Linked DNA regions of Homo sapiens: all the other regions are linked to region 3. A link is a contact called in ENCODE Hi-C or POLR2A ChIA-PET data. All regions are on one chromosome and are shown on one strand. The core of a region is the stretch at or near the end of the contact, and the rest is flanking DNA. Distances in the headings are between cores, read along the strand shown.

What was found. A loop is a pair of places that touch in the nucleus more often than their neighbours do. ChIA-PET counts read pairs that join two places held with the same protein, here RNA polymerase II (POLR2A). Pooled maps may share reads with other maps.
Region 1: a map of CD8-positive, alpha-beta T cell shows a loop between it and region 3 (16-fold over the local background). The contact joins the promoter of SCYL3 here to the promoter of POU2F1-DT in region 3. A Hi-C loop is called at or near these places in 4 of 168 maps with a recorded cell type or tissue (CD8-positive, alpha-beta T cell, naive thymus-derived CD4-positive, alpha-beta T cell and sigmoid colon) and 17 of 50 pooled maps. POLR2A ChIA-PET finds 5 or more read pairs at or near these places in 2 of 52 experiments (CD4-positive, alpha-beta T cell and T-cell).
Region 2: a loop to region 3 is called in a map of B cell, with 21 times the contacts of the local background. The contact joins the promoter of NME7 here to the promoter of POU2F1-DT in region 3. A Hi-C loop is called at or near these places in 4 of 168 maps with a recorded cell type or tissue (B cell, CD4-positive, alpha-beta T cell and naive thymus-derived CD4-positive, alpha-beta T cell), 1 of 37 single-sample maps with no recorded cell type and 11 of 50 pooled maps. POLR2A ChIA-PET finds 5 or more read pairs at or near these places in 2 of 52 experiments (CD4-positive, alpha-beta T cell and activated CD4-positive, alpha-beta T cell).

The regions. Positions count from the first base shown.
Region 1 is chr1:169,891,476-169,896,032 of GRCh38, reverse strand. It overlaps SCYL3 (SCY1 like pseudokinase 3), which reads left to right and starts at 2,137. Exons shown (of 13, transcript NM_020423.7): 1 at 2,137-2,245. RefSeq lists enhancers at 1,710-2,119, 1,794-2,381, 2,382-2,969 and silencers at 2,320-2,399, 2,640-2,699.
Region 2 is chr1:169,365,117-169,369,408 of GRCh38, reverse strand. It overlaps NME7 (NME/NM23 family member 7), which reads left to right and starts at 1,612. Exons shown (of 12, transcript NM_013330.5): 1 at 1,612-1,701. The coding sequence starts at 1,699. BLZF1 (basic leucine zipper nuclear factor 1) reads right to left here and starts at 1,214. Exons shown (of 7, transcript NM_001320973.2): 1 at 1,067-1,214. RefSeq lists enhancers at 635-1,134, 1,393-1,472, 1,135-1,636, 576-1,775.
Region 3 is chr1:167,217,756-167,222,732 of GRCh38, reverse strand. It overlaps POU2F1-DT (POU2F1 divergent transcript), which reads left to right and starts at 2,197. Exons shown (of 1, transcript NR_185889.1): 1 at 2,197-2,902. It overlaps POU2F1 (POU class 2 homeobox 1), which reads right to left and starts at 1,847. Exons shown (of 16, transcript NM_002697.4): 1 at 1,775-1,847. The coding sequence starts at 1,835. RefSeq lists enhancers at 445-624, 2,155-2,264 and silencers at 685-864, 875-1,154, 1,375-1,524, 1,875-1,974.

The sequences.
Region 1 (4,557 bases), core at 888-3,387, 2.7 Mb before region 3:
AGATAGAGCCAATTTATCAAGACGGGGAATTGCAATAGACAAAGAATTCATGCAGAGCTGGCTGTGTGGGGGGCCAGAGTTTTATTATTACTCAAATCAGTCTCCTCCAGCAGTCGAGTTTTTAAAGACAATTTGGTGGGTGGGGAGGGGCAGTAAGTCAGGGAGTGCTGATTGGTTGGGTCGGAGATGAAACTATGGGGCATCACTGTCTTCTTGAACTGAGTCAGTTCTGGGTGGGGGTCACAAGATCAGATGGGCCAGTTTATCATCTGGGTGTTGCCAGCTGATCCATCAAGTGCAGGGTCTGCAAAACATCTGAAGCACTGATCTCAGGAGCAGTTTAGGGAGGGTCAGAATCTTGTGGCCTCCAGCTGCATGACTCCCAAACCATAATTTCTAATCTTGTGGCTAATGTTGGTAGTCTAGACCCCAGGCAAGAAGGAGGTTGGTTTTGGGAAAGGGCTTTTATTGTTTTTGTTTTAAACTGTAAATTATAAACTAATTTCCTTCCAAAGTTAGTTCAGCCTATGCCCAGGAATGAACAAGGATAGCATGGAGGTTAAGGACAAGATGGAGTTGGTTAAATTGGATCTCTTTAACTGCCTTAGTCATAATTTTGCAAAGGCAGTTTCATTGCTACCTGAATGATTTTCCTAACTTATCCATCAATCTCCTGGAAGCCTTTCTCCTTAACCAATGTCTTCAACTCTGCCAGACATGTGGCAGCTTCTTCATCAGCAGATGTGGCCTCTCCAGTTATTTTTATGTTTTTCAGTCCAAACCTATTCCTGAATCTGTGTAGCCATCCCTTACTTGCAGTAAATAGCTTGGTGTGCCTAATTTCAGGGGATCCCTTTCTTAAGTCTTCCTATAGGCTCAACACTTTCTGGCAAAACTTACTGCGGTCAGCTGAAATACGTTTTCTGTTCATGTCTCCCACCCACAAATGTAATGCCTTTTCCGTCTTTTGCTGTTGCACCTCAAACTACAAAAGTTACAGCCACAGTGCATGATAGGTGCTTAGTTAACTAGCACGAATCTTTTTCCTTCTTCACAATTTCATGGATAATTTGTTCTTATCATAGATTTTGGCAACCTCAGCATATGACTCTTTTTCTTTCCTTATTAAGTCCAGAGCTTTCACCTTTTCATTTAAAGGAAGCACTTTACAGCTTCTCCTCGGCATATCCAAATTGTCAGCACAATTCCTGTGCTTTGCGGCCATTATTAAGTAAAATAAGGGTTACCTGAACATAAGCAGGTGGTATCTCTCATTATCTCTGCTATACTACGGGTGCATCTGTTAACCAAAGCAGCTACTGAGTGGGTAATGAGTGGATACTGTACACAGCGCGGCTACCTGCGACAGATGATTCGCGTCAAGGGTGGGACAGAGTGGATGGCCCGAGATTTAATCGGGCTACTCAGAATACAGGCGGTTTGAAACTTAAGAATTGTTTATTTCTGGAGTTTTCCATTTAACATTTCTGAACCAAGGTTTGACCACAGGTAACTGACACTGCAGAAAGCATGGAGGGGGGCAAAACTACTGCATTAATATTAAAATTTTCAAATATTACTTTTTGCTAAATGAAATGTGATTCAGGACCTTCCCTCTCAAAGATCAAGCGAGATCACCACGACCTCCGCCAGCAGCGGCTCTGCACGACTCCACCCTCGCAGCCCAGCCAATCAAAGCTACAGGTTGAGTGACGTCACTCTCCTGAAAGTCCTCGCTAATTCCCGTACTCCTTTTCTCCGCCCTGCACCTCTACTGTTTGCTACAAGTGGCCAGCAGCCATTTTGGATTTGGGCGGAAATGAAATTAAAACTGTGCTGTTAAAAGCCTAAAAATTCAAGTCAAGACAAACTTAAGCATTCGACCAACACATCTAGAAAGGGGGCATCTTCGTGGACTAACTAGACCACTGGGGCAGTGAGTGAAACTCGGTATCGTCGCGGCGCCCACACTTAAGATGGCACCGGCCTGAGACTCAGCTGTGCGGCCTCTCTACCTCGGTTCCTGGTTAGTTGGCCTCATTGGTGGCGTCGGAGGGAGGAAGGTGGGCCTTCTGTCCCGTTTCCGGACCCGTCTCTATGGTGTAGGAGAAACCCGGCCCCCAGAAGATTGTGGGTGTAGTGGCCACAGCCTTACAGGCAGGCAGGGGTGGTTGGTGTCAACAGGGGGGCCAACAGGGTACCAGAGCCAAGACCCTCGGCCTCCTCCCCCGCCGCCTTCCTGCAGGTAACAGGGAGCCCTGCGCTGCGCCCCCAGTCCTTGCAGGACTGCGCCGTGGGGGAAGGGGCCGGGCGGGGAGGAGGCGGCGGGCGCGCGCCCCGCTCGCGGGTCTGCGCTCTGGGGCCCGCGCGGGAGCGAGCTCGGCGCGGCGCCGGCGGCCGGTTGAGCTGTGCTCTCAGCTTCGGAGCAGCCTCCCCTTGCTGATTGTGGGGCGCCCTGTAATCTGCGCTTCGCGGGCGGCCCCCGACGGGTGAGGCGCCCGCGGCCAGAGCTCTCCAAGGCGGCCGCGGAGTCGGTCCTCGCAGGGAGGTGTGGAAGGTGAGGGGCCAGCGAAGCGAGAGCGGCGCCTCGGCCCTTCAGTGACCCCGCGGGGTCGCGGCAAGCAGGGCGAGGGTGCTCGGCTGGGCGGGTCACTGTCCCGGGGCGGCAGTGCCCGAGCCCGGGGGGATCCTGGGGGCGCGCCCGCCCTCGGGAAGGCGGCCTCATTCTTGATCCAAGACCAGTGCCCGTCCCCCAAGGCCCAGCTGGCTCCTGTCTTGGCATAGTGCTTTCTGTTTAGAATAAAGATGAAACATTTCTCGGAAGAGCATATTCAGGAATCCATGTGAAATTCTCGGAGTCGGGTCTCGAATTTTGGGGGTCACTGTTAACTGCTGTTTTTAGGGACCCATGTTCTTATAAAATGTATCTTGAGCTGAAATCACAATTATTTTGGTCCATAAAGACTTAATTGTGTATTGCTTGTCAGCTAGCAATGCTGGACTGAGTTCCGCAGAGGGAATATATACCTGAAACACGAAAGCAAGGGCCGGAGTAACGTTACCGCTGGATACCAGAATATCAGCCAGTACAGTGCATCCTTAATACTCAGAGTGCAAGCCATTATCTTTGGAACTTTCAAGCTAAGGGAGCTAGGACCAAGGTAGTCTCGAGTAATTGCTGGGAAAAGAAAATATTTGGTAGAAACATTTCCATAGAGCACACGGGTTTCTTAGTTGAGTGTATGAGTTGCCCTTTGACCTAGACAAGGGTTTTCTTAATCTACAAGCGGTCCAGAAATTTTATGTGCTGCCCAAGTAGGCAAAAGAGTGGAGGGAGATTATTAAAGGGAAGACTGATGCATATTCAAGTCAGAGACTGTCAACTCAGCATTTTATTATAGAGTGGAGATGCTAAGTGCTACGAAATACCTATTACGGGATACTAGGATATCCTTTTCTACCTTCTTGTGACTTTTTAATTTCAAAGCTAATGAGCAAGATTTTGTGTTTTCCCCGTCCTCAAAACAACAGGAAAGCATTTTGGAAGGCCAAGTGTTTTTCTTACATTTCAATAAATCAATTTTAGCTGAATTATCATTTTTAAAGCACTGGCGGGCATGGTGGCACATGCCTGTAATCTCAGCAACTAGGGAGGCTGGGGAGGGCAGGTAGCTTGAGCCCAGGAATTCCAGGTTACAGTGAGATAGGATAGCGCCAATGCACTCTAGGCCAGCAGCAACAGAACAAGACCATATCTCTATTTAAAACAAAAAACAAACAAAAAAACTTCTTCATATAACAGTATTTGTGCTTCTTTAGATATATTAGTGTGAAGAATTACTGCTTCAAAACATTCTCAAATTGCAATAATCAGCACACCTTTTTAATTTTCCCCCAATAAAGTTTGCACTGGGAACATACAATATAATCTTACCACTGTCAGTATTACACTGATGGTATCAGTGGACTTCTGTCAAAGTTAACATGCTTTCAAAACAAGAAAATGGCATCCTTTCCAGTTCTCTCAAGAAATTGAGTCATCCCTTTTTAATTTTTAAGTGATTTTTTTAGTCTTAGACCTAAAATACAGTAAGAAAAATGAATTTTAACTACTTCCTAATGCTTTTATAACTTTGTTAATTATAGTGGAATTCATATGAAATCTAAGGTTAATAGCTATTGCAAGGCCAATGTTCCCACAAGGAAGTATTTTGCTATTTAGAAATAGCTAAGTAAATTAAATGTTCCTTTCTCTTGCCTCTGGTGACTGCCATTCATCAGCCAGAGCACTGACCCTGAATCCTGGTGGCAGTCTTATCTCCCATGAGGATTAATATTAACACTTAAATAAACAGCATGATTTCCTGCGAAGAAGATATTCATTAATATACAGTCCCTTATTCTCTGCTTTTCTCTTAATTGTGTGTTGATTTTGGAAAGCTGTGTTTTGTGGGTGAGAGAGAGACGGTCAGACTAGCTTCAGATACTTTCAAAGTAACACTTCTGTAACTCACTCTTCCAGTCTGACTGGCTTTTCAGGCAGGAGTTGGAGACCAA
Region 2 (4,292 bases), core at 363-2,862, 2.1 Mb before region 3:
TTAAAAGTTATGATATTTTAATTGCTTCTGTATTTAGTACGCATGCATTTAGAAAGAGAAATGTCCCTTATATCCCATTCTCACAGAAGGCATTGTTATGTCTACTAAAAGTCTCAAAAAAAAAAATTAGGGGTGGTTTACTTCTAAATACTCCGTTTCACCATCCTCACCAATACACTCTAAATTGTCAGAAGTATGTCCTGAATTTTAGCCAAGCAAAGGGAATGAAGTTACTGTGGTGGTTTTGTCATCCATATGACAAGAGGAATTTTAAAGTAATTACTTTCTTAGGAGACATACCGACACAATTTGTATACACACACACACATATCAAAAAGGAGCTTCTGTTTAGATGTTTAACAAACGACAAAAAATATTACTCAAGATAACATAATTTATACTTTTTTGGTAATAAAAAGTTAAAATTAAAATAGTGTAGCTCCAAAAGTAAAAAGAGAAACATATCGAGCCCATGCTTTCAGAAATGTATACATTGTCTTACAGTACAGACTCAGATTTACCAGAGAACATATAAGAAGGTGATGCTACTGCAATGATATAAATATGACAAACTGTACACTAGATGACAACTGGTTTCACTACAAAAAAAGATCGTTCTCAGTACTAGATACAACTCAGTTCAATTAGTGAACCCGACGACTAACTTTCTTAACAGTCACAAACTTTTCTACACTTACACTCTACTGCTCCGAAAAGAGGTATCCAAAAAACCCTTCGTAAGAGTAACGATCCCTGAAACTGCCCTTGATAGCTGCTCTGCGAAACGTACAGGCACAGCGAGTGCCTGCTGGCAAATGCCAAATGAAGCGGAGGGGGTGAAGAAGTAAGTAGGGGGAGTGAGCAGGTATGAAAGCGATAGGCCGGGAAGCGACAAGCCTGTCAACTTTGCTGTCCGGGGAAGTCGAAACCTAAGTTTCATCCCTGTCTGAAAAAGTCTTCCCGGAACAATCTTTCCCTAAATCCAAAGCTACTGGCCACCGAGCTCCAGCCAGACCTCCGTCCCTTTCCAACATCCTTAGTTATACCTGCTTGTCCTCGGATTTACCTCTAAGATTCTTATTCTCCGTATTTCAGGGGGCTTCACTTGATAGGCTCTTCGGATCGGTATCACCAGGTTAACTTCTCACAGACCTCTTCCATTCGGAAGCCGACCCGCCCAGTCCCTCCGCATATCCAGCAGCTCTCTCACTCCTAACCACTTCCGATTACTCAGGGTTTCGCTTCCGGAATACGTTTCCAAAAGAGCAGGGTAAACAAATTCTGCAGTGCGTATAAACTCAAGTAACACAGAACACACACTGTAAGGCCTCCGTAAGTGAAAAGCGGACAGATTTCTACTTTAAAATAAAATACCGTACAGCAACTTTTGGAGCCCAAGCCGCATATTCACTTAAACTTCCGGGCCAGCTGTTAAACAAACGGAAGTAAAACTGCCGGAAACAGAATAATGGCGTCTCGTAGCCCCAGGCGACAGCGTGGAGGGGCGGGTCTGTCGATTGGATGAACGCAGCTGAGATTACTCCCAGCCACTAAGGACGAAGAGGTGGGGCGGTGGCGTCCCACGCCTCGTGCGACAGTGGGCGGGGCTTTGTTGCCTGAGTAACCGTATGATGGTGGTGGTGGTGGTGTCTTCCTGTCTCAACGATACCTATTTTCTAGTGCTGAGATCCTGAGACAATGGTGAGTGCCAGGGGATGCCAGAAGAACGGCTCTGGGGTCCTACTTACTTAGCTTTCCAAGTCTTCGGGCGGATGGGCACTTAAAGTTGTCCGGTCCTCCCGACCTTCTCCCCGTTATCTCTTTCCCCCTTCCCACGGGCTGTTCCTGCAGTCTCCTCGCTCTCCGTATTTCTTACAGCACCCTGAATTCCACTAATGTTACTAAGTCTCTAGAGTAATGAAACAGAAAATTTAGGGTAAGGCATCGAGTCTAATAACCTGTTTTGAACAAACATTATGTGTTTGCATTGTTCATCATGGCATTTTTCATGTTCACAGATTCACATTAACGCGCTTTATTAAGAGTATGGGGTGGTGTGTATGTGACTGTCTCAACACTGATCTGAATCTCCCTAGATCTTGGAGTCTTTTTGCTTTTCTGAGTGGCAGAGCACTGCCCCACGCCCCCACGAGGGCCATTAACAGGTGTATGTTGGATCAGCGCTCTTCTATCCAGTTGGTTACCTTCTAGGTCTGTGCTTGCTTTTCTTTTCTCTTTTCTTTTCTTTCTTCTTCTTTTTTTTTTAAACAGAAATTTCTCCTGGGATTGCTTGGAGAGCTTCTGGAATTCACTGTTTGGGCTTCACCCCTGGAAATTCTGAATGAAAGGAATGGAGCTCGGTATTTGCATTTTAAATAAGCCTATAGGTTATTTTAATTCACCCCTATGTTTGAGAGGGTTCTAGTTAATTCACTTAACTACCATATCTTTTAAGCACTTATGGATAACGGACTGGAGGATAGAAAGATCTTTAGATAGTTATAGCTATGAATTTAGAAACAGAGCCCTCACCCACCACCCCTTGTTTCTTCATACTACTCAGCAATCCTTTTGGTTACCCCAGTTTTCCCCTGACCCATTCTCTGTGAAGACATTTTCAAACCTTCCCTTTACAAACCCTGTCTTTTGCCCTCTTCATTTCTCCTTTCTAAACATGATGGAGTATAACAGGCCATTTCTTCAACCTCATGCCCCCAACCTACACATTGCTCTATATTTTTGCCGAGCCTTTAGTCTTGTATTTCTAGTGTAGAGAAAGGGATATTAAAGGATAATCCATCCATCTTTGCTCTTGATCTCATTTGCTTCCATCTGTTACATTTCGCTTCCAGTTGTTTTTTTCTTTCCTGTGCGTTCAGCCTTTTCCTCTCCAGTTTCTTCTCTTCAGTGCTCAAGTCACACATCTTATGAAAATTAAATAAAGCAAAACCATGTCCTCCATCCTGTGTTTATCCAGTTATTTCCTAGTCCTCCTATCTATCAGTAAACTTCTTGAAAGGATATTATTTTTACTTATATCAAACAGACAAAAGTCTTCTGTCTGGCTTCTTTAATGGCTTCAAGAAAGTTGTTCTTGCTTAAGTTTCTAATGGCCTTTTAAATACCAAATACAGTAATTACTTCTCAAAATTTACATTACTTAGTCTCTTTGTGACAACTGAGGTTCATAGTCATTAATTCCTTTTACTGGCTGTGCCTGGTTTTTGAATGTCATTCTTTGGAATTAACTCCTTGATTACTTTCATTTCTTAGTCTAGACATTTTCCTTGGGTGATTTTGTCCACTCACATGGATTCTACTAACACCTTTGATTTTGCTTCTAAATTTCAATTTTCCTCTCAGATCTACTAATGCCTAACTCAGTTGCTTCCCGGACACATCTGTCTCAAATGTCCTTCAAACTTAATATGACCAAAACTGAACTTGCTATCTTTCCTCCTGGTTTCTCCTATTTTCACCAAGTTAAATAATGCTACTACTATATTATAACCTAAACTAGAAATCAGAGTTATCCTACATTCCTCCCTCTTCTATTTCTCCCATATTCAGTTGTTCACTAGATCAAATTTTAGTTTGTCATCTCCTCATTTCGTGATTATTTTAATAGTGACTTTTACAGTCTGGTCTGGAAATTCTCCAATCCATTATTTTCTCTGCCACAAGAAGGAATTTTTAAAAACCCAACCTGTTGATTTACTCACCTCCTTAAAACTCTAGATTCCCTATTTCCTACAGTAAAATGTCTAGAATGGCACACAAGTTCCTCCATGAACAAGCACTTTTCTGTCTAGCTTTTGCCTTTCCCTTTCCATACTTAAAAAAAAAAAATTCTCTTGCCTTTTAGCTACTTGCTTTTCATTGAACATACCAAGCAACTTCAAACTGGTAGTATGCCTCCTCTTTCTACTTTGCACTTGCAATTCCTTCTACACAGAATACTTGCACCCTCTTGTTGCTTGCCAAACTTATTTATTCTCCTATTACAGGCCAACGTGTTCTTCTTGCCCACTTCCCAGAAAGGCCAAACATTGAGAATGCAGGAGTTGCAGCAGAGAAAGAGTTTAATGGAGGCAAGGCAGTTGAGTGGAAGGATGGGAAATATTTCTAAAATCCGCCTCCCTGACAGCTTGGAAGTTGTGGTTTTCAAGGATAATTTTGTGGGCAGGTTGGTAGGGAATGGGCGCTGCTGATTGGTTGGGGATGAATTTATAGGTGTTTCCAAACTGTCTTCCTGTGCTGAGTCAGTTGTCTAGGTGAGAGTCATAGGACTA
Region 3 (4,977 bases), core at 948-3,447:
TTGATACTTAGCTAGGACCTGTTTTAATGCTAGTAAAGCCCCAAGAGAGTTTGTTTTGCCCGCAGAGGAGGGGAAAGTGTGTGGAAGTTGGTGGAGGTAGTCATTTTGGTTATTAGTAAATAAATCAAGCAGCAGAGAACATGAGGCCTAGGCAACTGCTAGAGAAGCCAAGGCCCAGCTTCCCCCCTCTCTTCCCAGCACGGCCTGGGTTTGATCTCAGAGCCCTGCGGATTGCCAAGGAAAAAAAAAATCATATCGAACCACAAAAGCACATGGGGCGAATGTAAAATATAAACACGGCGTTGGGCTGTGAGTGGCTGTTATTAAAGGTCTGAATTACTAAACATGAGAGGCGGGGAAAGCCAGGCGGCCATTTCAATAATATAAACCTCCCCGAATTAGACATTATTCAAATGAGAAGAGGTTCAGCTAAGCAGAGAGTAAAGACGACCCAGCACACAGCGAGAAAACACCGCCACAGAAGAAGGGAGGGGGATCCCCGTCCCTCCCCACCGACTCCCAACAGGAGAGAGGAAATCGAGAATACGATCAACTTGTCAGGCCAGCCCATTCTGGGGCAGGAGGGCAGCCCTTTACATCCAAGTTCTCGGGAGGCCTCTGGGCGCTTCTGGGGCCTCGGAGCGAGAGGCCCCGGAGGGCCACCCGCCCCGTGCGTCCCGGTCAGGCGCAGGGGGTGGGGGGAACGGAGGGGGGGCAGCGGGGAGGGGCAAAGGGAGACGGAGGTCAGACCACGCCAGGCACCTCCAGCCCAACTCGCCCGCGAAGCCCCGGCCGACAACGCAAAGGGGCTGCCGACCGCCGGCCGGGGGCGCGCGGGCCGCCCCAGAGGACATCCCCTCGGAAGGAACTTGCCCCAAGGACTCCTTCCAATCCAGTCCACCCCCCAGGGGGGGCACGCAGACCCCTGCGCGGGTTCCCCACCCCCGCCGCCCCAGGCCACCTCGCAGCGCCCACGACCGCTCACCCCTACCCACCTAGAGAGCAGGCCTGGCTTGGGTCAGGCCACCACATTGGGGACCAGTGGGGCGAGGCCGAAGTGCCTGGGGCCGTGACCCCCGGGCTCAGCCCCGCGCGGGGCGCGGGCAGGGAGCTCTCCCCGCGCGCACCCCCGGTTGCCCTGAGGGCCGCCCCCCAAGGCGGGCAGCGCCCCCCCGCCCGGGCCCGCTCCCGGGGGAAGACGCGTGCGGGTGTCCGGCCGCCGGGGTCCGCTCCGGCCCCGCCGCCTCCCCGGCATTGTGCTCGCCGCCGCCTCCATCCCCCTTCACGCCCCCCACCCCGCGCCCGCCCGGCCCCGGCCGCCCGCCCGCGCCCTACTGCGCCCCGCCGGCCCAGCAGCTATGAATATGTAAAATGTCTTTATTGTCCTCTCCCTCTGCCCCGGCCCCGCCGCCCCGCCGCGGACCCGCTCGGGTTCGGGCACGGCGGCGAGGAGGCGGCAGCGGCGGCCGGCAGAGGAGGAGGGCCGGTGCCGACGGGCAGACGGCGAGCGGCGGCGGGGTGGGCCGGGTGCAGGAGGAGGGCAGTGGATCGCAGCCCCCTTTGCCCCTTGTCTTCCCCCTCCGCCTGGCCGCTCCGAGCCTCTTTCCCCCTCCGCTCAGCGCCCGGCGGGGGCTCAATGCTCCCCGGCCCCCCATCTCCCCGCCGTTAATTATAATAATCCTGAGTACTAATAAATTATGCTAAGTCGCGGGGGGGGGCAGCGGGAGCCGGGGTTGAGTATGAATATGAATATGTAAAATGCTGTAATGATTACCTGCTGCTGCTGCCGCCGCGGCTGAACTCTCATCTTGACTCGCTGCTCCTCCGTCCGCCATTTTGAATATTTTAACCAAAATCGCCCGGTCGATAAACCCTCCCTCGCTCTGGCTCCCCTCCCCCCTCCCGCCCTGCTTGCCTCCTCCCTCCTCTCCGCCCCCTCCCGCTCCTTCCTCTCCCCGGGCGCGCGCCAGGGGGCGCGCGAGGCCGGCTCTGTTCGCCCCGGCCCCCTCAGAAGAGCTCCACCCCCTTCCCGCGCTCTGCGCACGCGCCTTCGGGGCGCTGTGGCCCTTCGGTAGCTAAAGCAGCGCCCTCAATCAGCCAGGCACCCTGTGGCTTCATTTTTCGTCTCGGCTCTGCGCATGCGCGCCTTTCTCCTGCCGCCAGAAGTGTCGCCGGCGCATGCGCTCCCTCTAGCTCAGAACCAGATTATATAGTATCCCGGGCGCCTGTGTCTTCTTACACTTCTCCCTTTTCCTCCCGCCTTGCTTCCCTCCTGGCTTCGCTCCGGTCTCCCCCAGTGGCCTGTGGCATTGTAAAAGCACGGCAAGGAGCGCAGCGGCCAGAAACGTGGGGGCGCGTGGAAGGGCAGTGAGCGGCCCGCGTGCCCTGTGCTCCGCACTTTCTTCAGGGTTTCCGCGCAGTTGAAACATTGGCAACAATGGATAAGCCGCTCCTCGCTAGGTAATTTCCGGCCCTCTGGGCAGGTAGGGGCGGAAACGACCGCCACGGGAGCCGGGCATGAGGCACCTGCTGAGCCACACGCGGGCCTCCCGCTTTAAATTTGAATCCGAGCTAATCCCCGCCCCCGGCTCTGCTAGTGCAGGAGACCCGGCCCCGGCAAACGCGAGGGGGAGTGTCGTGTGATTGTTTTAATTAGCCCTAAATCTCTTCTGCTCTACTTGCTTCTAACGCCAGGCTGGCTTCCTCGGGAGCTAGGCGTCTTATTAAGTCGCTAATTTCCGCCCTACCCTTCCTTTCTGCCTTCACGCCCCTCTAACGCCGCTCCCCCCAATCGAAACAGACCCCATATTCTGAGGCTTCCCCCCGCGCCTTCTTCCCGCCTTGGAACACCTTTTAAAACCTAGCAGTAAGCTGATGACTAATAAAAATGTCGAAATCGTAACTTCATCGTGAATTTTATTTTGCTGTGTTTCTCAGAGTAAATATGGTATTGGGGAAAGGTTTCGCGTTGCACATATCTTTCTTGGTAACTAGACATAATGTTGCTGAGTTTTCTTTATCTTAAATGGCGAAATTCCCTGGACAAAGTCCCAGGTCTAATTATTTTACGAATTTTTAAAGCCCTATTTTTGTTTGTTTGTTTGTTTTTTAAGAATAGAAAGGTGTATTTCATGGTAAGCAAAGTTTAAAAAAAATCAGCTCTAGTTAATCTGTCTTGAGAGATATGACTGAAGTTTAAATTGGGTAGAACTGCTGGTTCTACAATTAAAAACAAAACTGATTTCCAAGTGAGTGCAATTATTTTAATGGGTAAAGTTTTAATCATCAGTCCTAGAATGCTCGTTGGACTCCTTTAACTGTGCAAGTACAGTTAAAGCTATTGTCAGTGACAGGCAACGATTTGGGGGTGGGATTGATTTGTTCGTGGTAATTAAGCCTTAGGGTGTGTGCATGACTGTTTGAACCAAATAATTAGACCGCCCTGTAATCTAATTATTTAGAGCCACGCCAACCAGCACACTTAAGGAAATGAAATATTTAACTAGTTAATCTGGAAATATGGCCTAAGTTATTTTCACCAGCATTACTGTAAGGGAAGTCTCAGAATTGACAACCTTATTGGAAATAGTTAAGTACATGCCCCTGCTCTGGGGACCACAAATTTGAAATCATCTCCATTAAGAAAAAGAGCTCAAATACCCTCATTTAATTTCCTGTCTTCTATTTAATCCTAGTTTTGCTCTTTGGTTCAAAAAGTATATTAATATGACCTTCGGAAAGTCATTGAAGCTAGTGTATGTGTTATGCATTCTTTACTGTTTCACTTCTATAAAAGGAAATTTTCATGGAAAGGATTTTTATTTAAGGAAGGATAGTTCTGTGAGAACAAAAATAGCTTAAAATAGACTGTATCAAAGTTTCATTTTCCTCCTAATGAGTTATTTATGTTTCCAGCTGTCCCCAGTGCCTAGCACAATGCCTGGGCATAGTAGGTGTTCATATTTGTTGAAGAAAAATAGTGAATATACAGTTATGTATGTTAGGATTATTTGTAAAATTAATGTCATTTATTCAATAAAAAATTGTAAACATCTGCATTCTCATGAACTTACTAGGTGCTAAAGATAGGAAAATGTGTAAGACACTACTTTAACCTCAGCAAACTCACATATATCACTTTAAAAAAGAAAAAAAAAAACCCTTACAATACCCTGGGAGGTAGAAACTCTTTATCCCAGTTATCTAGGATGGGAAGATTGAGGCATAGAGATGTCAAGTAACTTGCCCAGTGTCACACCACTATTAAGTGTTAGAGCTAAAATTCAAACACAGGCAAGGGACCGTACTCTTAACCACTACACTAAGTTATTTGCTTTGGGTCAGGCAAAATCTTGGAGGTACATGTATTAGACTGTTCGTGCATTGCTATAAAGAAATACCTGACACTTGGTAACTTACAAGAAAAGAGGTTTAATTGACTCATGGGTCTGTAGGCTATACAGGAAGCATAGCACTGGGAAGGACTATGTTTCTGGGGAAGACTCTGGAAGCTTACAGTCGTGGTGAAGGCCAAGCAGGAGCTTGTACATCACACAGGAGAACAGGAGCAAGAGAAAGGGTAGGGGGGCAGGTGCCACACACTTTTACAAGAACTCACTGTCATGAGGACAGCACCAAGGCGATGGTGCTAAACCATTCATGAGAAATCTACCCCAATGATCCAGACACCTCTGTATTAGTCTGTTCTTCCACTGCTATAAAGAAATACCTGAGATGGGGTAATTTACAAAGAGGTGTAATTAGCTCACAGTTCCACAAGCTGTGAGATACACACTTAACCAGATCTCATGAGAACTCACTGTCACCAGAACAGCAAGGGGGAAATCCACCCCCATGATCCAATCACCTCCCTCCAGGCCCCACAACCAAAATTGGGGATTATAATTTGACATGAGATTTGGTGGGGTCACAGATTAAACCATATGGGTACATATAGTTCAGTATAGGAAGGGAACA